2 separate regions of the Homo sapiens genome follow, and region 2 is linked to region 1. Evidence: chromatin loops called from intact Hi-C (ENCODE). Cell type or tissue: K562. All regions are shown on one strand. Each heading gives the region's core, and the rest is flanking DNA. Links, peaks and the distances in the headings are about the cores only. Region 1 overlaps JRKL-AS1 (JRKL antisense RNA 1). Region 2 has its middle 310 kb from the start of LINC02737.

Region 1 (11,997 bases), core at 2,087-10,086:
TAGCTCATGTTTCTGCTAATTGCTTCCTGCAGTCTTGGGGTCTCTCCCTTATGCCGTATTTATGCTCTTATCACTATGATAGACTGTGGTATGGGGGAGGTGAAGGATGAGAGAGAGAGAGAGATAAATCCTTAGTTCTTTATAGCAAAACTAAGGCAAGGATTTAAAGCCATTTCACAAGGCTTTGGAGATAGTTGTGGGATAAGTGGAGGGAATTGCAACCCAGAGAGAGAGCAACTTATAGTTGCTAAAATGTGGCTACTGTCAGAAGCCACAGACCCAGTTCCATCCTTGTGGTTGGCAAACATTAGCAAACATTACAAATGACCACCAATATCTGGTTCTCTTCTCCTTTTGAGCACTCAGAAGAATAGACTTATTAGCCACCTTGAAACTGGGTAGTGCCATGAGATTAGTTCTGGCCAATGTGAAAGGAAGCAGAGCCATCCCAAAGCGTGAGGTGCCCTGGACCTATTTTGCTCTATATAAACAATTTGATCTAAAAATGTATATATAATTCATGGGCTCATGTAAGTTATAGTTATTTATCAGCGAAGATTTAGAATAGCAATTAGAGAAGAGGTACTTAGGTACCTGATTGCTGGTCAAGTCAGAGCAAGTGAAGATTTTTTTGTAGTGTTCAGGCACCATCTCTTTGGATTCAAGTTGGGGAACTATCTTTTGCCTTCTTTATTAGCAAATGCACCACTTTTGGCTAATTTTATATTTCCTACTGGGGAGAAAAAGGTAATAATATTATTACTTACAATGCCATGGTCCATTGGAAGCTGTTTGTATTGAAACAATGTAGATCTTCATGCCTCTTCAGTTTTCTAATTCCATGGGTTCAATGCTGGTTACAGCATCACTCCTGATGCTGCATTATCCATCCCACCAACCCTGAATAATGGCTTTGAATGATTCTCTCAAAAGTTGTTACTGTGCTTCTTTGATGATAACCACACATGCAAGTCTAACCCAGTGTATGAAGGAAAGAGTGAATGATAATTCAATTTTGGTTATGTTAAATGTACTGTTCTGATTTTTGTAGTCTAAATGAATTATAGCACATCTTCCAACCACGTTTCTCTTAAACTCCTTAGGCTATAATCACTTCATTCTTAGAATACTATTGCTTTCATTGTTGACTATATCCCTGAATTCCACACACCGACACTGGCAGGAAAGGTAGAGTGAGAAGTGCAGTACCATTCACATAAGGGGTGTTTAGTCCCTAATGTGACATGGCTTAAGACAGACCTGGTAGAATATGATATCAGCACAATTGGAAGCAAGAAAAGACATCAACTGGGAGACCCTATTGACTTTGAGCAGCAATGATCTAAAAATCCATTGAAGGAGAATGGCAATCTCCACCTTTCTTCAAGACTTTCTCTCTCATGTGATGCAGAGCCTTCAAAAAGGGTGACATGATTGCACTGCATGACAGCAGTGGGAGGTACACAGAATAAAAAATGCCTTCTGTCACCCTTGGATGCTGTAGACCGGAGATGTTGTGAATTGAACACAGATGGGTAAGAGCTGACACAGGGGTAGACACAGGGCTTAAACCCAAGAGATGGTGGGGGACAGATGGTAGCTCAGAACACAGAGCTTGTCTTGTGTCCAATGTGAGTGAGAATCACCCAAAATAGCATGTTGTTACCATTCTGGCAGTCAGTCTTGTATAATTCCATAAACGAAATATCACACTGCTTGTTGGGAGTAATCTCCTTTAGGCTATCCCCCCGAGCCCCAGAACCAGAGTCAGACATGTGGTGCCAGGATGACCCTCTAGGTGCAAGTCCCAGAGCTTCCTAGAGCTCTGGGACTCTGGTTAACTCTATGTATGGGATAGAGGGTCAGAGTGCATATTAAAGGGTAAAAATGGGGGTGAGAGCTCATGTAGGTCCTGGTCTTGGCTTGGGGTGCTCTTCCTGTGTTACACTGCCAGGCCTAGCTAAGTCCCAGGCACTGGTACGGCCCTCTAAATTCCAGATCCCCCTGAGGTGTGGGGCCCAGGTTAAAGAGCAGTACTTTCTGGAAGTGACATGTGTCACTTCCAGCCTGAAGTATAGAAAAGCCCATGTGGTTTTCCGTTTTCTGGCTGCAGCCATAAGAGTGCTGCCTATTCCAGATGGTAAGGCTGCTAACTGTGGAGTCTCAGTCAGCCTGAGATCCTGAGTGACTGTGTGGAGCAGAGCCTCTTGCTCACCCACAAGGGACATGTAACCTGAGCCAGAAATAAACTACTTTTTGTGTTTAGCCTACCAGGTTTATTGTTACAATAAAAAGACCTAGCCTATCCCGATTAACACAGATCCTCTGTATGATGGTTACTCTGCAGCCACAGGCCAGCCACATTTAACAAGAAATACAATGTAGCCACTGTCCTCATGGACCACTTAATCTAATGGGGGTTACACTTACATAAATGATCTTAGAGGAAGGGCACCTCTGCTTGAGGGGGTAATTGGGGTACAGATGGACTCCTTCAAACCTTCAGATGAGGCTAAATTATATTTTAACATCATTTTAGTTCCAAATTGTATCTCCTAGCTGATGTGGCCTTGAGTAAAGCACCCATCAAATAAGATTGTGTATCCTCTTGATTTGTCATCTCTAAAGAGACAGGGTCCATATCTTCCAACATGCTTTGTAAGTGCACTCAGCTCCATGCTCTACTTGGTGCTGATGATGCCAGCTAGCTTCTGATTTCAGCAGAGAGATACTATTGAATTCATCTGACCTCTGCACTGAAAATAGATCTTTGCTGAAAAGAAGGCAATGTAAAATGGGACCCTCATTTTTATCCTTATCTATTGGCATAATTGCTGTCTATTTATTTTCAATTGTTTTGCATGCCAGTGTTTTTCAAGGACTGACTTCTAAATATGCTTCAAAGAGAGTAAAACTGCATAATAAAAAAGTCAGAGAAATTTTAAAAAGATGGGTTAGCTTGTAAAGGGGCAGGGGTTTGAGTGACTATGTAGAATTCAAATGCTTCTCATTACTAGGATAAGCGGAAATCTTTCTTTCCTAAAATTAGAGTGGTTGGGGAAGAAGGGAGCATTTATTTGTTAAAAATTAACCTTTCATGATTGAAGAATTGATAATAGGCATAGTCCGAGTAAGTGGGAATTGGTTGACTGGGTAGAAGTGATTGCAGGGGAAGTTCTTGAAATGGAGACAAAGAGCTAGAAGCTTCATCCTTTCTGAAAAACAATATGGAATCAAGTGGATTCAGATCGTGGTTAAGAGTTTGAAGATTTTAGACACTGACAAAAGTATATTTAATTCCTGGCTCTATTTTCTATCTTAGTGATATGTGGCAAATTATTTGACCTATTCATGACTAGTTACTTCTTAAAAAGTTTTAAAAAATATTCAGTAATATTTTGGAAGTGGGGTAATTGTTCTTGTTACATTAGATAGTGTGATGATTCAAGGAGATACTGAACCATGCTTGGAATAAAGTGCTTAATAAAGAGTAGCCCTTTACTCTTTACAATGTTGATAATTATCAACATTATTACGTAAATACAGACTTCCTAGTGCTTAGGCTAAGATAAAAGAGTATGAAGAGGCATTTTACATAATTACACCATGAGGGTGTGCCCAAGAAAGAAGCATCATATGTGTGTTTGTACGTAGGGATTCTGGGAGACAGGAACTCATTTTTGCTAGACTGGATCTTGAAAGACTGTGTTGCTAAAGCTATAGCAGCCAGAATCTTGTTGCCATGAGGAAAAAGCCTGGAATTTCTAGTGATAAGCATGAGCAGAAAAGTAAAGCAGTACAAAGACAGAAAAATAAAAAGATATGGAGAATCTCAATCCAGATAATGTATGTGATCTCTGAGTCTAGCCATGCCTAATGTTGGTGCAACCCCGGATTTTCTAATTCTTGAGCTAATAAATTCTGAGTTTGAGTCTTGAGTTTTCAGGTACTTGCAACAGAAAGGATCCTTTAAAAATAATTAGTTTTTGATAAAAAGAAGGGTATTTTCTCCCCTCTTTCTTTCTTGAGTTTAGACATGATGCCTGGAGCTATATTAGTTGGATATCCACCTGGAGGCAAAAATCTTGAGGCAAAGGCTAACAGAAATGCTGACATATTTATCCTGACAGTTTAGAGCCATGGAAGTAATGCCAACCTCACTTTTTGTATTAGTTTACTGGAGATGTCATATAAAGTACTACAGATTAGGTGGTTTAAATGACAGAAATGTATTTTCTCGCAATGCTGGAAGCTAGAAGTCTGAGATCAAGTAATCAGCTCGGTCAGTTTCTTCTGACACCTCTTTTCTTGGCATGCAGGTGGCTGTCTTCGTGTGTTTTCCCATGCTCCTCCCTCTGAGTGTGTGTGTATCCAAATCTTCTTTTCTTTTAAGGATACCTGTCATATGGGATAAAGTCCCACCCTAATTACCTTATTTCAACTTTATGACCTTTATAAAGATAGGATTACCTTCTGAGGTACTGAGGATTAGGACTTCAACATATGAATTTTGAGGGAACATGATTCAGCCCATAACACTTTTATTACAGAAAGGCAACACGTACAGAAGTCATCATATTTCAGATTATTTTGTTAATATTTTAGAAGCTAAACAAATAGTTTAAACCCTGTTGGAAGTAGTTTATTTGAATTTCTATTTATGCAGATATATTTCTTTTGACTTACTAGGAGCTGGGCTATGATCTCATGCTTTGGTAATACATACAATTCTCGGAAGAAAAGGGTTTGTAGACAAAAGATGCTTTGCTCTTGAATTCAGGGACTATAGATTGTCTTTCTCCTTCATTTTACAAAAAAGGACCGTTTTTCCCCCCAGAACTCCAACGAATGAATTTAGGGCTTTAATAGCTTAGAGAGATCATGGGAGGAGGGAAAAAAAACCCAACAAAGTGGACTGGGGTTCATAAGGGCGTGATCCCAGGCATACAGAAGGAAGTTTGACCAAGAGGATTAATAATAGCTCCTGCCATTACCAGAGTACTGTCTAACTCCTGGAAGCCAAAAAGTAGCCCTCTTACCCTTTCTCTCCAAGACTAGATCACTTTACTCTATCCTAAAACTTGAGCTGATAATTGCAAATGTTAACGTTTTCAACTACACAGGGGAGGCATTGCCTTTTTGGGAGCTTAGCGAGAACTTCAGCAGACTTTCTATATCTCCCCAGGGGGTGGAAAACCTGCACAAGTTGGATTCCAGGCCTGTTAAGTTAAAAAAAAAAAAAAAAAAGAAAGAAAGAAAAAAGAAAAAAAAAAGAAAAAGAAAAAGAAATTTATCTAAGTGCCGAGAAGAAAAGTCAGGTTTTAAAATATTGTCCATGACTTGTTTTCTAATAGCTTCTAATTTCTCATGGAGGCAATCGTATTTGAAATGAGATTTGAGTAAAAAGGAAAAGCATGGTATTTGCAAACTATTCATCCATATACAATAAAGCTTTAATGATTTTTTCCTTCCACGATTTTAGCATAAAGTCTGATCCTATGGTCTTTACATAGGTTGAGCTTTTACATTTTTAAAATGGTATTTCAGCTTGATTAGGAACTCCAAGGGGAGAGGGCTGATCCAGACTAGAATCCAGACAGCTTGTTCACCCACTGTATTTTGCCCAGTAGAGGGCACTTGGAACTCACACATAAATTGCAGTGGCATCAGTGGTAGCGGCGGCAGCAGCAGCACTTAAGATATCCATTTTCATTGCCATGGTGATTCTTTTTTTTTTTTTTGAGACCGAGTTTCTCTCTTGTTGCCCCAGGCTAGAGTGCAATGGCGCGATCTCGGCTCACTGCAACCTCCATCTACCAGGTTCAAACAATTCTCCTGCCTCAACCTCCCAAGTAGCTGGGATTACAGGCACCCGCCACCACGCCCAGCTAATTTTTTGTATTTTTAGTAGAGACGGGGTTTCACCATGTTGGCCAGGCTGGTCGTGCACTCCTGACCTCAGGTGATCTGCCTGCCTCGGTCCCCCAAAGTGCTGGGATTACAGGCGTGAGCCACAGCGCCCGGCCGCCATGGAGATTCTTAATTAACAGATAACATCAGGTTTTCATTGACACTGGTAAAATGAGGTGACTGTGACCTTGAATAATAAAATCTGTAATCATTTTGGAAATATCAGGAGTTGGAAACTACTTAGATATTTCTTCTTGGTGATTGTGCTGACCTGTAATCAATACAAACAAAATCTAAATTGCAAATTATTCTTCAAGCTACATCCCCGGGGTAAAAATTTTATTTCTTTTTAAAAATAAAATTGAATATATACTTGTGACAGCTTTAGGATAAGAAAGTAATAGACATATAACATCTATTATTCTTACGTGAGGAGAATTGAATTGCTTAATACTTTTAAGTATCAAATAAACAAGTTTCAGGCACAGGAAAAAGGAGTCTTAGAATGTTGAGATTCAACATTTTCCCCTTCGTCCGCAGAGTACAGCTTAAGCAGCAAAATGAGGAAAACGACATTCTCTCTCTGTTCTGTTTACAAGTCAAAAGCTTTGATTTACCACTAGAGGGCACTCATTACCCTGTTATCTTTCTGAGGCCTTTAGCTCAGCAGGGCTCCCATTCAAACGGAATCTCTGCATTTACTAACATTTGTGAATTATTTAGGAATAATTAGAAACACCCCATAATTCTGGACAGATTTTTTTCTTTCTAATGCTTCTTCTGATTGTGACGAAAAGTCCTTGACTGCATCAAATGTAAACTAGAGGGACTTAGCAAATTCAGATTGCTTTTGCAACCATACATAAAATGTACTTTACTATCATACATTTTTAATTTTTATAAAGCAAAGTAAAAATTTAAGAACACTTATGCTTCTCTTTTTATGTTTTTCTTTTATAGAAGCAATTCTGGATATTAATCACTTTGGAACGACATCTTTGTGATGTTTCACAGCATAAAATCAACTGCTACATTGGTTTCTTATAGTTTCTTTGCAGAATGATGAAAAAAATAATTAATCTCGTGAAAATCCTTCTAATTGCACCAGTTTTCTGGTGTTGCGTAGTATATCTCCAACTCTAAAATTTTATTACTCAGGTCTTTCAGTACAGCATGTGGTCAGGTTGTATTATTATTTGCAAATATTTACTCCACCTTTTTCCCAATGGGAGGAAAATTACCCATGCCATCATGCTGAGCTTGGTCAATGGAATGTGAGAAGAATAACGATGCCAATTTCAAGGAAAGACCTTAAATATGATTTAAGAATAAAGGCATTAGCCTCTTGCCTTTCCCTTTTGCCATGAGAATGCATGTGTTATGAGAATGCATGAGTGGCTGCCTGTCAGCCTGGGTCCCTGAATGTGAAGCTCTATGGAACAGAGCCAAGGTTTTCAGAGCCAAGTGACACTCGCTGGCATGTTACTTGGGCAAGAAACCTGTTTACTGTTGTAAGCCACTAGAGTTTTAGGGTTGCTTTTTGTGCAGCAAACTGACTCATATAGAAATTGATATGACGAGTGGGGAACTACTTTATGAAAATAAAAATGGTGTCACAATTGCTTCAGGATAAAGCAGTAGGTGGTAAGAAAACTGTAAAGGAAATTGAAAAAAAGTGGTGATCGATGTAATATAGTTTTTCTGCAATGGTGATAAGTTTGGAGGCAGAGAGTATACCTCATGAAATTGTAGCTTTGGCTGGCGGGGTATTTAAAAGGAATATTTCTAGTGTGAGTTGGTTATTAGCTACATTTGATAAGATATTTTTAAAAGGAAATAAATACAGAAAATAACTGGCCTGTTTGTAGGAAGGAGTGAAATAGAAAACACAGAGTCCCAAATTTTGGGATTTCAGAGTTGAAAAGTGAAACTGTTTTCAATCATCAATTGATAAAAAATAAAATTAAGAAATGTTTTGAGCCAAAAACACTGATTAAGACATAGGTACAGCTAAAATTAGGGGTGTGGCCACAAATCCTAAGGGCACAGTTCTGCCATAACTAGATAAGCACACAATATCTTTAATTAAGTCTAAAGAAAAACATACATCTACAAAATAATTGTGGTAGCAGCTACTGGCACACAGAAATGTAATCACATAGATAAATAGCTATATCTTTGAAAGAGTTGTACTGCCAAAAGCACTGTCATCTTCAATTCAAAGAGACTGTAACTGTTTGAGATGATTTGTGCCCCAATTTTCTTGGGCAAGAGGCAGGCTGAGAAAGCTGCTCCTTCCCCTAGAATGGCATTGTCTCCAATGCTCTCCTCAGGTGCATCCAACAAGAATAACCAAAAAGAGAAGATGTTCCAGAGGGTGGATTCAAGACACAGAGAATGATGGACTGAGGGTATCTCCACTTCTACCTCCTCAAGAGCTGAACAGAGGCTACTCAAGAAATATTCCCTGCTCTAGGTTAGGAGGCCTCATGATGCTTGTTCAGCAGAATTTCAAAATTACTGTGTATTACTGATGGCTAAGTGTCTGTCTGCCTTCCTCTTCATGAATGGAGGTTTCATTGTAGTTGTTCTGTCCCTGTTTCACCATTTTATGTGAGTGTGTATGAGTTATTTTATTCCTGACTTAGAGAGTACCACAAGATCTTCAACTTTGCACCTGATGCCGTAAGCGGATGCAATTTTCAAGGTATATTTAATGGGAGCGAGTAACTTTGAGTGAGAAAGGAAGGAAAGTGAATATCCAGAGAAGGTGTTCTTTGACCGATTGTATTATTCTTTGCAAATGTATATTTCCCTCTCCTGCTATGGGAAAAATGTATTTTCTTGCTTCACGGATGTTGGGCTACTCCATGTGACTTTTTTTTTTTTTTTTTTTTTTGGCCAACAGTATGTGAGCCAATGAGACAAACATTATATTTGCACAGAAACTTCAAAAGTGATTGCTTCTTGTTAGCCTCTGCCACAAAAGTAAGCATCTTTCCCTGAGGTCCCGGTATGAAAGGAAATGTAGTACAGAGTTGAGCAAAGCTCTAGTACCCCATCCATTCCACAGATGCAGACATGTGAGTAGTAAACAAATATTTGCTGCTACAAGCCACTGAGATTTTAGAATGTTTCCTTCATGGCAAGCTCGCTGATGAAGGACTCAAGATCTTGTTTGAAATTTCCTTTGCAGTTTTGTTCAAGGGATGTAGTGCCCATAAAAATTTTATTAGTTATTTAAAAAATAATCATTTAAGCTATAGTATTCCAAAAAACCTTAGCTTATATGCCAAATAAAATTAAAAGTATTTTTCTTTATTAAAATGAAGCAAACACTTGCTGATGTTGAAACCTCAACACACAGGAAGTTAGAACATTAGAAATTAGAAAATAGAAAGACAATTCCGTAAGGTTATTGGTTTTGTTTAGTAGGACTTTGTGGTGTATGTATAGCACATTAATGAGTCGAATCAAACTATTTGTAATGTAGGCCTTAAGAGTGAACTGGACACTTTTGAAAACTATAGATGCATTACTGACATACAGTGTACTACTGAGAACTGTCAGATTATATGTATGAACCTTTGCCAGTGACTTTCCAGCTTGGTAATGTGTCATACTAGAGGAACAGGATCATTTAGAAGCATGCCTCATGTGATGTGATACTAGTAGTGAAGTAACAACATTTGCTTACAATTTTTCCTTTACAAATTAGAATGGATTCAAGACTATCCCTATTGTAACCCCAGGCTTACTTTCATTCCAGCATGCTTTCTTATGTGGGAGGGTAATGGAGTATCCTAGTATATGTAGCATCCTAGTAACCCTACAAAATCTCAGGTTGATTTTGTTTGTGTTTCAGGCCATTATATAGGCTGCACTTGGAAAATGTGTTCCATATGTGAACCTCATCTGTCACGTGAATGTGTAGCAGGGGTGAGATTGAAACCTCTTGAATTCCTGTGAGAACTGACGTGACTTCTAGTGGAGAGAAATCAAAGATCAGGAGTGGGGTGCAAATAAGCAGGTATACCTCTGCTCTTCTAATTCAGAAATAAGGATAAGCAGAGAGAATGAGGAGTGACACCTAAGGGTAAGCTATGAAGGGCAGAATGGTTCTTCTGCTCAAAATTTTTTCCATGCCAATTTTTCCATTTGAGTCAATATGTCTTCTTCTAAAATGCAAAAACCCACTGGAAGAGTAGGCATTCAACTTTTCTTTTATTTTTTCTTTCTTTTTGTTTTTTTGAGACAGGGTCTTACTCTGTCACCCAGGCTGGAGTGTAGTGGCGTGATCTCGGCTACAGCAACCTCCACCTCCTGGGTCAAGTGATTCTCCTGCCTCAGCCTCCCAAGTAGCTGGGATTACAGATGCCCACTACCATGCCCCATGCCCAGCTTTTTTTTTTTTTTTTTTTTTTTTTTACTTTTAGTAGAGATGGGGTTTCACAATGTTGGCCAGGGTGGTCTTGAACTCCTGACCTCAAGTGATCTGCCTGCCTTGGCCTCCCAAAGTATTGGGATTACATGCGTGAGCCACCACGCCTGGCCTCAACTTTTCTAATGCTTTAGTTAGTAATTCCTTGGAGGGCTCAGAGTCCACAGAGGGGGATCTTTCTGGAGTTAGAAGTGTTAAGGTATAAGGCAGATCTGGGTGAGGGTACTATAAAGAGCTGTACACAGCTACAACCCCAGGTTTATGCCACATCAGGCACGTGCTGGGCACTGAGCAGATGGGGGTGAATGAAAGGACAGACCATGTCAATGGTTGCTAGGACGAATGCTTAGGGATTTGGGAATCTTCCCGCAGACTAGTTTTCCTGCCTCACATCATGCCATTTTCTTTACCAAATCCCACATAGAACATGGTCAATGCCCCGCACATATCTCCTATTACGAGACTTTTGCCTGGGTTGCTTTTTCCATTCTCTCAGACATAAATACTTATAGATCCTTTCATGCCCATTTCAAATGTCTCTACCTCTATGATCTCTGATTGATTCCCTGGGCAGAATTAAGCTCCCTCCTTCCCACTTTAGTTTTATTCTTCTAGATACTTCTCACTTTATACTCTCATTATCTATTTGTGTACTATGGATGTATTGAGGTCAAGACCCAAGGCTTTTTTATCTGTGTCCCTGCCACAGCATCATGCACATACAAAATGGGTGCTCAATAAAAGCTAATTCGTGGAGTAGAAAGAAGAGGAGGGAAGATATTAGAAAAGTTATATAGAGGCAAAAATGGCAGCAGATAGCTGTCAAAACAAACTCCATTCATTGTGAAGTCAGGGTGACAGCTGGCCCAGATGCCCTTGGGAATTATTTCGCTTGTAGACTTTGGTATATGACAATAGTGCTAAGTAGATTTTAGTGCCTGTAAATAACTCTCCCTCATATTAGATGTTTGATTGTGGCTGGCAGTGGGTGTGGGGTCAGCAGTCTTTTCCATGCTGCCTACCTTATCCTATGACTTACAGACACAGCAGTTATTGGAGAGCTTGTGTGGCTTCTTGGAGTGCTGCCGTTTTACCTACAAAAGATGTTGATTGCCTTGGATTGAAAAAACTTGCTTTTTCTGACTTTTGCATGCCAGATTGGCTGCAGAAGTGTTATGAACGTTTCTTAGCTTTTTTTCCTGTTCAAAGCTGTGCTTTCATGTGCATGGTACATTTCCTTGGCTTTGACCTCCTTGAGGTTACCCCCACTTTGGCTTGTAAAGCAGCATTGTTTGGGGATTCTGCTGTCATGCATCTTCTGGGTGCAAAATGCCTGGCGATGCTGGTGGCAGAAGGCTTTGCTTTTTTGCCAGATACACTAGTTTTGTAGTTTTGTTGTTGTGCTATAAATGTGCTATTATTTATTTCTTTATTGGGGAGTGTAGGTGTTTAATATAGAGGGAGAAAAAGAGAGACAGGAATAGAGGGGGAGAGAGAGGGACATATGAGAGATAGGTATTCTCTGTTATGCAATGTTAAAATACATTTAGGCTAGGTTAAATGCTGAAACTGTCTACTAAATGCATCTCTGCATTATTTGGAGATTTTCTGCCTTTAGCAGGTACTTCCACATTCCTATTCTACCT
Region 2 (11,997 bases), core at 1,588-9,587, 350 kb after region 1:
TATGGCAACTTCTTTAATAATCTGTTGATAAACCTTTAGGATGTTTCTATAACCTGCTATTGTAAATAATTCTGCTCAAATAAATAAAATTAGAAATGAAAGAGGAGAGCAGGATATAGATAGGAAGTAAGGTAAACAGACCTTGAGTATGAGATCATATGTTATTCTATTAGGAGTTAGGCGTTGGGCTGTTTTTAATGCTTGCTGTAGCTGTTGGTGATAGAGGCTTTTTTTTTTTTTTTTTTTTGAGATGGAGTTTCACTCTTGTTGTCCAGGCTAGAGTGCAATGGCACGAGCTCACCTCACCGCAACCTCCACCTCCCAGGTTCAAGCAATTCTCCTTCCTCAGCCTCCTGAGTAGCTGGGATTACAGGCATGTGTCACCACGCCCGGCTAATTTTTTGTAATTTTAGTAGAGATGGGGTTTCTCCATGTTGGTCAGGCTGGTCTCAAACTCCCAACCTCTGGTGATCCACCCACCTTGGCCTCTCAAAGTGCTGGGATTACAGGCGTGAGCCACCGTGCCCAGCCAGATAGAGGTATTTAACACCACTAATGTCATATTTTTCTCTCCTCTTGGCTTTGGGCTTTTGAAAATACTATTTAGAGATGGTCTAGTTTTTTTTTTTTTTTTTTTTTTTGCATTTTTTGATAGATCTTGCAGTTTTTTTCAGCTCTACTCCACTCTTACAGTGTTACATTATCTTTTTTTTTGCTGGAATGTGAGGGTATAGGGCAGGAGGAGCATTTTATAATCTTTTGATGACGTTTCAGATTTTTAGTTGGCCTGCATCTTGTGGCTGTGACCTTCACCAGTTTTTCTCCACTGATGTACTTCCTCCTCTCTCCACCCCTGCCTCTTAATTTCTTTCTTGGCTTCAGTGTTCCTAATCTATTTCCTTGAAACACCATCCCCTGTTAACTACGTATTTTTTCCCTTTGGAGAGTAAAAGGATTTTGCAGGGATCTCTACTGGGGAGGAAATTCCCTTCCCCCAGCCGTGATAAGATTTCAAAATTATATTCTGGCAAAATACTTTTCTGTGGAGAGAAGGCTTTTATTATGAAGAAGGCTCTTGCCATGTCTTATAAAGGAGATTCTGTTTCCTTGCTAAGACCCAGAGGAACTCTTTCTTGGATCTTCATCATGAGAATCTGGTGGGTTCTTGTTGGTAAGGTCCACAGAAGTATGGGGATCCCTTTCAAACTGCAATTATTTGCAGTTTTTTACTTTTACATTGATCCATATTTGGCCTCCTGGAATCCACTAAAATTATATGCATTCTTCTAAATTTATGTTTCAGGGGGGCTTCTATTTCGAAGTATATTACTGTTGCTGTATCTCTCTGGATGTACCTGTCTCTCTAGATTGGGGGATTTTTTTTTTTTTTGGTCCTGTGACCTCAGTTTTCTGATAGGTTTACATAGTCATTGATGTTCAGTTTTCTTGTTTTAAGAATGGACATTTATTCAACATAGTATTGGAAGTTCTGGCCAGGGCAATCAGGCAAGATAAATAAATAAAGTGTATTCAAATAGGAAAAGAAGAAGTCAAATTGTCTCTATTTGCAGATGACATGATTGTATATTTAGAAAACCCCACCATCTCAGCTCTAAATCTCTTTAAGCTGATAAGCAACTTTAGCAAAGTCTCAGGATACAAAATCAATGTGCAAAAATCACAACCATTCCTACATACCAACAGAGAGCCAAATCATGAGTGAACTCCCACTCACAATTGCTACTAAGATAATAAAATACCTAGGAATACAACTTACAAGGGATGTGAAGGACCTCTTCAAGGACGACTACAAACCACTGCTCAAGGAAATAAGAGAGGACACAAACAAGTGGAAAAGCATTCCATTATTTTGGATAGGAAGAATTAATATCATGAAAATGGCCATACTGCATAAAGTAATTTATAGATTCAGTGCTATCCCCATCAAGCTACCATTAATTTTCTTCACAGAATTGGAAAAAAACTACTTTAAATTTCATATGGAACCAAAAAAGAGCCTGCATAACCAAGACAGTCCTGGGCAAGGACAAAGCTGGAGACATCATGCTACCTGACTTCAAACTACACTACAAGACTACAGTAACCAAAACAGCATGGTACTGGTACCAAAACCAATATATAGACCAATGGAACAGAATAGAGGCCTCAGAAGTAACACCACACATCTAACACATCTGATCTTTGACAAACTTGACAAAAACAAGCAATGGGGAAAGCATTCCCTATTTAATAAATGGTGTTGGGAAAACTGGCTAGCCATATGCGGAAAACTGAAACTGGACCCCTTCCTTACATCTTATATAAAAATTAACTCAAGATGGATTAAAGACTTAAATGTAAGACCTAAAACCATGAAAACCCTAGAAGAAAACCTAGGCAATACCATTCAGGACATAGGCATTAGCAAAAACTTCATGAATAAAACACCAAAAGCAATGGCAACAAAAGCCAAAATTGACAAATGGGATCTAATTAAACTAAAGAGCTTCTGCACAGGAAAAGAAACTACCATCAGAGTGAACAGGCATCCTACAGAGTGGGAGAAAATTTTTGCAATCTATCCATCTGACAAAGGGCTAATATCCAGAATCTACAAGGAACTTAAACAAATGTACAAAAAAAAAAACCCAAAAACCCCCATCAAAAAGTGGGCGAAGGATATGAACAGACACTTCTCAAAAGAAGACATTTATGTGGCCAAGGAACATACGGAAAAAAGCTCATCATTACTGGTCATTAGAGACATGCAAATCAAAACCACAAAGAGATACCAACTCACGCCAGTTAGAATGGTGATCATTAAAAAGTCAGGAAAAAACAGATGCTGGAGAGGATGTGGGGAAATAGGAACACTTTTACGCTGTTGGTGGGAGTGTAAATTAATTCAATCATTGTGGAAGACAGTGTGGCAATTCCTCAAGCATCTAGAACTAGAAATGCCATTTTGACCCAGCAATCCCATTACTGGGTATATAACCCAAAGGATTACAAATCACTCTACTATAAAGACACATGCACACATATTTTTATTGCGGCACTGTTTACAATAGCAAAGACTTGGAACCAATCCAAGTGCCCATCAATGATAGACTGGATTAAGAAAATGTGGCAAATATACACCATGGAATACAGTGCAGCCATAAAAAAGGATGAATGAGTTCATGTCCTTTGCAGGGACATGGATGAAGCTGGAAACCATCATTCTCAGCAAACTAACACAGGATCAGAAAACCAAACACCACATGTTCTCACTCATAAATGGGAGTTGAACAATGAGAACACATGGACACAGGGAGGGGAACATCATACACCTGGGCCTATTGGGGGATGGGTGGCTAGGGGAAGGATAGCATTAGGAGAAATACCTAATGTAGATGATAGGTTGATGGGTGCAGCAAACCACCATGGCACCTGTATACCTATGTAACAAACCTGCACGTTCTGCACATGTATCCCAGGACTTAAAATATAATAATAATAAAAAAGAATGAACCTGATGACTTCCAAGTGCTTTACATGTTAGAAGGGAAGTCAGAAATCAGGAGAGGTAATTTAAATATGTACTGGCAGAAGCTTTCTTTAAAATTGTATGCTTTGGACAAAAATTCAGTTTTTATCTTTAGAGGTATTCATTTTATGTAAACGTTGTTAGTGATAACTTTAGGTTTACTTTTTTCCTTTAATCAGTGTTTCTTCAATAATGTGCTGATGGAGTTTGGCAGATGGAGTGTGTTATGAGATCGATGGTGTACATATGGGGAGATTAGGCAATGTGCTTGTGCCCAAGTCTGGGTGTTTGACAGAAACTTAGATAATATTCAGTTTAGCAATCTTTGCTCTCAAACTGGATTTTCCTTGTGATGTTTTCATTACTGCACATCTTTCCTGTATCTAAATATTGGACAGATAATTGTGTGCTCTTTTACGCTGATTGATCATAGAGATTTTTATGTCTTAGTGAAGCTGAGCCACGTAATGAGAGAGATATTGCTGGATAATTTTAAGTCTTTTCCAGCTATTGTCATTCTTCTTTCCCCAGGCATGTACTTGTTTGTATCCTTAGCTGAAATTTGCTTTTTTTTTTCTCCTCCAACTTTACCCCTTTCTGCTTTGAATAACTCCATTCTTTTTTTTTTTTTTTCATACCAAATGCTGTACGCATTCCCTAAATCACATATTGTTCTGCTTGGCACACTTCTTTTGCACCTGTTTGGACCTAATATTCATTTCTTTCTTTTTTTGGCTCAGTTTTTTACCTTCTAGACCCTCCCTCCTTTTAAGCAGCTTTCCTTGATTCCCCTTGAACGTATTACATAGTGATATGTTCCACCTGGCATTTTCCCAGCATTACACTTTTATCTCAGAACTTATATTCTTTGTAACAATTGTTTAAATATTTCTGTCCTGCCAAAAAAAAGTGGGCTCCTTGGCCACAAGAGTTCCCCCTGTCCCCCTCTCTCTTTCTTAACTTTGTGCAGTAGAGCTTAGCAGAGTCTGGAGCCTATAAATGCTCAGTTCACATATATAACACAGTGAATGATGAATGATTAAGTCAATAATTGGTGTCATCTTGGTGACTCCCACTTTTGTCACTTCCAAGCAATCATTCATTTGAAGCTGCACTTTCAAGTTTCATATGAATTTCTCCTCTCTTTTCTTTTAACAATTCTAATTAAATTTTTTATAGTACTGAACATGTAGGATGCTGTTCCCCCCCACAAACTGCTTATCACAGTACATAGATTAGAAGAGTTTCGTTACTTTAGATTAAATGTGGGTTTGCAGTCTGATGCTCTAGGCTCAAGTTCTACTTTCATCTCTGCTTTTCAAATTATATGAACTTGATTAGAACTCACTTTATCTGTAAATTAATGTCTTCAAACGGATTTGGCAGACTCTCTGGACTTTCAGTAAGTAAATACAGTTTTCTTAATTGCACTTGTATCATAGTTTGTCTAAATCCACTTGCAATGGAAATGGAAGTTCTTGGACAGAGTCTTAGTGCTGCGTGTTTGCTGCTGGCACTTGTACTCTTAAAATAGCATTTTGAGAAACAAACAACAGATGTTATAGAAATAAGAAATTGGATACTTGAGAGCTGAGCTGGTTAATGCCTTTATTGATAACAGTGGTAGAAACTTATATTTCTTGTAGGAAAAAGTATGTCAGATTTTATTTTAAATAAACAAACATTTTCTTATTTAATTCTCATAGTGATATTTTGAAATGGATGTTAGTATTATTCCCAGTTTACTGAGAAGAAAACCTGCAGCTGACTCCAAATAAAGGATGTAAATTATGAACCTAGCAGCTACTATCACTCTTCACCTAGAGATAGTTGCACAGAAATTCCTTTAGCTTAATTTGTAATATGCACTCCTGCCTAAACTCTTCTAATGGTACAATCCATCTTCCTCACCCAAACTCCACACGTAGCTGCAGATACTGCAAATCTCAGTGTAGAGTTATGGACCAGAGCCCCTGAAGGAAGAACTTTCTTTATTGACAGCTAAGAAACAATTTTTCTCACTCCTTGTCATTGTGCCCAGATGTACCATAATGTATCTAAAACAGTAGTCCTAAGATTGAGAACCCAACTGGCCAAGAAATCTTTGGGGATGAAGAAACAGCTTTAAGATAGGCTTCTGTAACTGGCCATTCTCAACCACCTGTGACAGAGAAAATTTTTCATTTCTAGCACCGAAACACATTAGTTCTCTGTCAAAAACTGCATCAGTCAGAAATCCAATCCTAGTTTTAAATGAAGGTGTCATGTCTCTGCCACCTCAGTATGTCTATAAACAGTGAAACCTGTGTCTGGGTTGTAACATTTATGATTCATTTGTCCTTTGGTGAATTAAAATGTTTGACATTCCTACATTAGGCTGTAATATGCAGGGGAATGCTAAGTGGATAGTATAAAACTCTGTGATTCATGACAGAGAGGAGTGAATGTACCATATTATCTGATCATTGCTTCAGCCAGTTTAGGGCCACTTTCTACATGTCTGGTGTGTAGAGATAAACTGTCTTTAACGTCATATCATGAGAGTGGTGATGAATCGTTCTTGGAAATTTTCTGATTGACACATTCTGAAGCTTTACATTCTCCTGCTGTAACATATCCAGTGGGGAAGTCTCCCACTAGATAGGCATTATAACACTGTGGTTTTCCAATAGTCAAATACTTACGTTTGCAAAAATAATCTGACTGTAAAGAACAGAGACTTTATTATTGTTGATAGCACCTTGGTTATCATCTTAAAAAATCTAAATGCTATTGATTTGGGGGATTAAATTTATGACTGTGTAGCATAATTCTTTATAAATGAATCTCTGCCTTTCCCAAGAGTACCAAATACACTAGTTGACAGAAAATCACTTGGTAGGAAAGGGAATGCTTAATATTGCCTTGGGGCATAACTCAGGTGATCACTTTAATACATACTTTTCATGCTGGAAAGAATTGATAAACAATGTCTGTAAAAGTAAAATATTCTGATGTAACTGAGCCTGGGATCAACAGAGATAAAAGTTGTGGAAACAGATAAGTCCTGTTGGAGGTTTCCCCTGAGGGATTTTTGTATTACTTTGTGTAAGTGGGGAAAAATGAAGGGATTTTCTGGATTCTTCATAATCAGATTCAAATCTCCCCTTTGCACAGGTGAGCAGTAAGTAGATATTTGAAAAGCTACTATTGTGGATGGACTTTTGCTCCTGCTGGACGTTTTCTAGTTCCAATTACATTGAAATGATGAAAATCAATGTGAAGAGTGATGCATGCTGAAAGGCAGGGGTGAAAAAGGGTCCAGAGTAATAATAATTTAAAGTAACTTCAGAAGACAACACATCAACTATGAAGAGATCAATTGAACCTTTTTTTTAAAATTGTACTTGAGCAGTCTCAGTGCTGAGGGTTAGATGCTCAGACTGTTTAGGCAGAAGGAGAGGATGTGGAGAGGGAAGCACCCTCTGGGGCACATCTGACTGGGAACTGGTATCAGAGAGGCGACACTGGGGACCACAATATTTTGATGAGGAAGAACAAGAGCTTCAAACCTTACCCAGCCAGATCTTCTAATGCTACCTGTTCCCTCTCATATGTTAATTGTTTGTGTGTCATAGTAAGTTAACATGCATCACCTACTTTTGAGAACTTCCTACCTCTTTATTATCCTTCAATCCCCACAGCATACATTAGCCAGATAATAGAGAACTATACACATTTTAATCTATTGTTTGCCTTGAATTTTTTGGAATGATCCTATTAGACCACCAAAAAAGTAATTTATTTTTCTTTCTATCGTCACTTCTTACCTTTTTAAAAAATGCATGAGAAATTAATAACTGAAAAATTGGTCAAAAGTTATTCTCTCCACTGACATTGCATATCCTACTGTCTTTAGGTTGATAGTAGATAAACTGTAATTCTTACATACCCCTAAGAATTAATGGTCTCCTATGAGATTTCTAATTTTTCACAGGCTCATTTATTATATGAAAATCATGTGCAAAAAGATAGCTTTGTTTTTCCTTTGGAAGCAGCTTCATCTTACAATGGGACCATCCTTTTCTTTCTGCTATGGGCCTCCCTTACTCTATGGGTTTCATCATGTTCTTCTGCTTTCTGTCTTACCCTGCTCTTTGAATTATGACCAATATTCTTAATAATCCCAATCAATATTTTTTGATGACTCAGTTCTGAACATTCTTAAATGTCAAAGGCTGCTTTGATCTTAATAGAGCAAATGTTGCTGTTTTAAATTTCTAAATTTGACGCTATCAGTTTTACTCTTCTAGCTCTTCTAGGGCATTTAGAGTAGCTATGACATCACCTCAAACCTCAAAAAGCTTAAAATGGGTGAGTAAAAGGTTGATAAATTCTGTTCATAAATAGTTATGTCAGAACTAAAGAAAAGAAAGAACCATTCAAGAAATTTAACAGGGTAAACACATGTCCTGAGGTGGTTTGTATGGGATGGTACTGGAGTAACTATTAATGGCATCCTTATTTACTCTCAGACATGTCTTGATTTGGAAGATTAATTAGTAAGTCTTTTTATATTAATTAAATAACATGACCCAAGAGGTACTTTAAGTTTAGGGCAGTCAGTAACTTTTGATAGTAATCTTTTTAATTGATTCTTAAAACCTAGGTTTATACAGATAAGAATACAGCTTGTGGAGGTGGACCCATCTAGGTAACTATTGCCAATAACAAGGGTTAAAATATTATCAGCACTCTAGAAACTCTCTCTTTGCTTTCTCCTAGCCCTGTTTTCTATCAAGGTGACCACTATCCAAACCTCCAGGGAGTTGGGATCTTGCAAAATTATGCTGTGTCTCCATCTTTTGCTCAGTATTATATTTGTGATATCCACCTATGTTGTGCATGGAGTTCATTCTCATTGCTGAATAGTATTCAATTATATAAGTATACCACAGTTTATTTATTCACTTTACAGTTGCTAAACTTTTGCTTGTTATCAATTTAGGAATTGTAATACAGAAATGGTAAAGAGCTCACTTTGGAACTAACTGTAATTCTCATAAGTCATTCCAAATATTTTGAGTGTGTACTCTTCTATTTTTGGAAACTGTTTATAGCCCCTGTATGATTATAGTTGATCTTTAAATATACATTAAAATACATAATGTTGAAGTTTTATAAATTAAGTAATAATTTAGGTAAGTTTTTTGTTATTCGTCATAGGTATATGTATTTGAAAATAGTCCTGTTTTCTGATGTAAGATATATTCCAACATTCTATGATTTTTTGGTCTGTGCTTGGGACCCATAGCAATACTTGACTTCTGCAATAACTCCAACCCCAGTGACTTGTACTCAAGATAATAAGAACTTGATTCAGGGTGATGGCAGAGAGATGAAAAGATTCACTAAGCAATACTTTAAAATATCAACATAGTTTGGCAATAAATTAGATATTATGGGTGAATATACATAGATCACCTTAATAAAATGTCTTATTCACAGTCTCCTCTAATGGAGAAACCCAACATTCTTGGAATATGATCCAAGGAAAACACATCGATAAAATAACAAAGTCAAATTTTCATTATCTTGCTTTATATAAAAAATACCATATTTCAACATAGACAGACATCCGATTGATTGTTAAAGCCAGATTTATAAGCTGGCATATTAATAATTTAAAAGATAATCCTCTTATAAAGTCAGAAAAGAAAGATTTCTTAATTTGATTTATTTTTAGTTATGAACACTAATGCTTAGAACCTTGTAAAATTGATACAGCCTGGAGGGGATGAATCGAGTTCTTTTTAGTTTGTTGTGAATCATTTGTGGGTGTACAAACCTCTTTTCACTGATTTGCATCCAAGAGACATTGGCTATAGTTTAGATTTTATCTTGAATCTTAGGCAGAATAAAATAGTGTGAAGTCAGACATGAGTCAAAGAACCGCTACTTGAAGAACTGGGTTACTATGGATATTATTTAACTCCTCAGAGTCTTAGTTTCTTCCCAGAAATGGAGCATCATGGAATTAATAATATATAATATTTAGAAAAAATGCATAGCAAAACAGGGTGGGACTATATTAAGGCAAAAAAATATCTAATTAGAAGGTCAAAGGATAAACCAAATCTAAGAGCATAAGAAATTGCAGACATTGTTCATAAAGGGAGTGAGGGAGGTGCAGTCATACATTGCTTAAGGACAGGGATACCTTTGGAGAAATACCTCATTAGATGATTTTGTTGTGCAAACATCACAGAATGTACTTACACAAATCCAGATAGTATAACCTACTACACATCTAGGCTATGTAGTATAGCCTATTGCTCCTAGGCTACAAACCTCCCAGCATTTTGCTGTACTGAATACAGTAGACAGATGTAGCATAATGGGAATTATTTGTGTGTCTGAATATATCTAAACATAGAAAAGGTAAAAATATATCTAAACATAGAAAAGGTAAAAATATGATATTATAATCTTATGGGACCACTGTTGTATATGCAGTCTGTAGTTGACTGGAATGCTATTATACGGCTCATAACTGTAGATGGGCTACACTGTACCCCAGGAAAGGATCTTAGTGTCTGCTCTAGTCCAATGCCCAGAGTTCTGTGTCTCCACATGACACCCAATTCCATACCCCCAACATCAATTTAGTAGGGGAGATAAGGCCAGTAAATTTTGGCATTAGATATGAGTTGTCTTGACTGTGGACTACTGTAAAACCTACTTCTGCAGCCAAGCAGAAGGATATTTCTAAATAAAAAATATTACCTTTAATGTCTTATTTCTTTGTATGTTGTTTTGATAACTGAAAAGGACAAGCACACATATTTCTTGAAGGATTTGTATATAATATACATGGTTGTCATGAAGGTTAATAATTGAAATGTTTGTATATAAGGTCCTTATTATGGTGCTTGGTACAGAGTCGGAATTCACTGGTACTAGCTTTCCTTGCATTGGTGTGGCTATATCTCAAGATTCATTTAGGTCTCAAATGTCATGATATTATGTATTATCATATAATTAGTGGCTAAGAATTGCAACTGAGTATAATGGAAATTTTCAAAGAGGAATTTTTCTCCATTTCAGTTCTTATGAGCATAGTTGGTCCAACTTACAGAGTAAAATTAATATAGTGTAATAAAAAAGCAATAGGTAAAACAGCTGGATATTATTCAAAATTAGAGAGAGCTGTCAGATTACAAGAAAGAAAATAGATGAAAAGAAAAAGGAAAAAAGAAGTGAGAAGAACTCCCATTTTACATCCATGCAGTTGATAGCAATTAGGTAATAAGATCTATGAGTTAGACTATATTGGTTATGGTTCTTTTCCAGCATAGCCCATTGCTTTTATTCATATAGGATATTTATAAGACTTATTTTACTGTAATTGTGCACCTATCCATTAGGTTAAAATTCCTTTGATAAAATTGTCTAATTCATGTATTTGGTCTGCTAATATATTTCAGTTTATACTATATGCAAGATGTTGTTTTACACCCTGGAGATACAGTAATAAACAAAGATACAAAGCCCCTGTCATAGAAAAACATAATGCGGTAGGAAAGGATCTTATATTCTAGTGTCAAAATACCAAAAATAAATAAATAGGCATATATAAAGAGGTAAAGAGATCCATCAAGAAAAATAAAACAGTCTAAAGGAGATAAAAATAATAAAGTATAATTTTATAGATGTTTGTCAGAGAACATCCATGTGATAAATTAATATTTGAGCACAGACCAAATTAGAGACAAAAGTAGGGAACCATGCAGATATTTTGGTTAACATTGTTTAAGGCAGAGGAAAGAGCAAATACAAAGGTATCAGCAACCTCGGTATGTTTGAGGGTTGTCAGGGAAAGGATGTTTATGAATCAGAGGGAGCAAGGGAAAGATGAAAGAGATGAAGTCAGAGGTTAAAATAAGGTGTGTTATGATGCAATATAATAAGGATATTGGATTCTGCTTTATGATAAGGTTGAAAGCCATTGAACATGGAGAGAGGTTGTCAATTATTTTTAAAGAATAACTGGCTGCTGTTTGGAAGATAGAGTATAAGAGGGAAAAGATATAAATTGGGATCAAATAAAGAATTCACTGAAGGAAAAAACTTTTTCTTCAAGTTATCAAGCCAAGAGACTGAGTTTTTCCCAATGCTTAGTGAGATTCCTTAAAGGTTATCTTTTCTTTCTAAATATATATTTAATAAATAGTTAAACCAGAGACATGAATACACTGAAAGAAGTTTATGTTTTTAGTTATATTTCATTTTATTTAAAAATGATGATCAATTCGTTTGTGAATTAAAAATGATGTATCTAGTCTTGTGGAGAAAACCTCATTGATTAAAATGATTAAATCTTTCATTTGATTAAGGCTTTTGATTATTTGTCTTGGAATTATTTTGTGAAGAGAGTTCAAGAAACATCAATTGAGGTGCCTTTTAAGTAAAAGGCAATGTGATAGAAG

Evidence for each region. Peaks named below come from ENCODE experiments on the same cell type or tissue, not always from the same donor. Only the 100,000 strongest peaks of a DNase experiment are listed, where the experiment ranks them.
Region 2: it touches region 1 in a loop (3-fold over the local background); 7 of 110 quality-filtered maps call a loop at or near these places.

Annotation. Positions count from the first base shown.
Region 1 is chr11:96,458,386-96,470,382 of GRCh38, forward strand. All of the region lies in intron 1 of JRKL-AS1 (JRKL antisense RNA 1), which reads right to left. Among named protein-coding and RNA genes, the nearest start is that of JRKL-AS1, 42 kb to the right of the region's middle. In K562, for the core only: CTCF peaks have their summits at 5,632 (motif pointing right) and 6,537 (motif pointing right); DNase peaks (open chromatin) are centred at 5,616 and 6,556.
Region 2 is chr11:96,811,675-96,823,671 of GRCh38, forward strand. No RefSeq gene overlaps it. Among named protein-coding and RNA genes, the nearest start is that of LINC02737, 310 kb to the left of the region's middle. In K562, for the core only: no CTCF peak of the experiment used is centred there; a DNase peak (open chromatin) is centred at 6,027.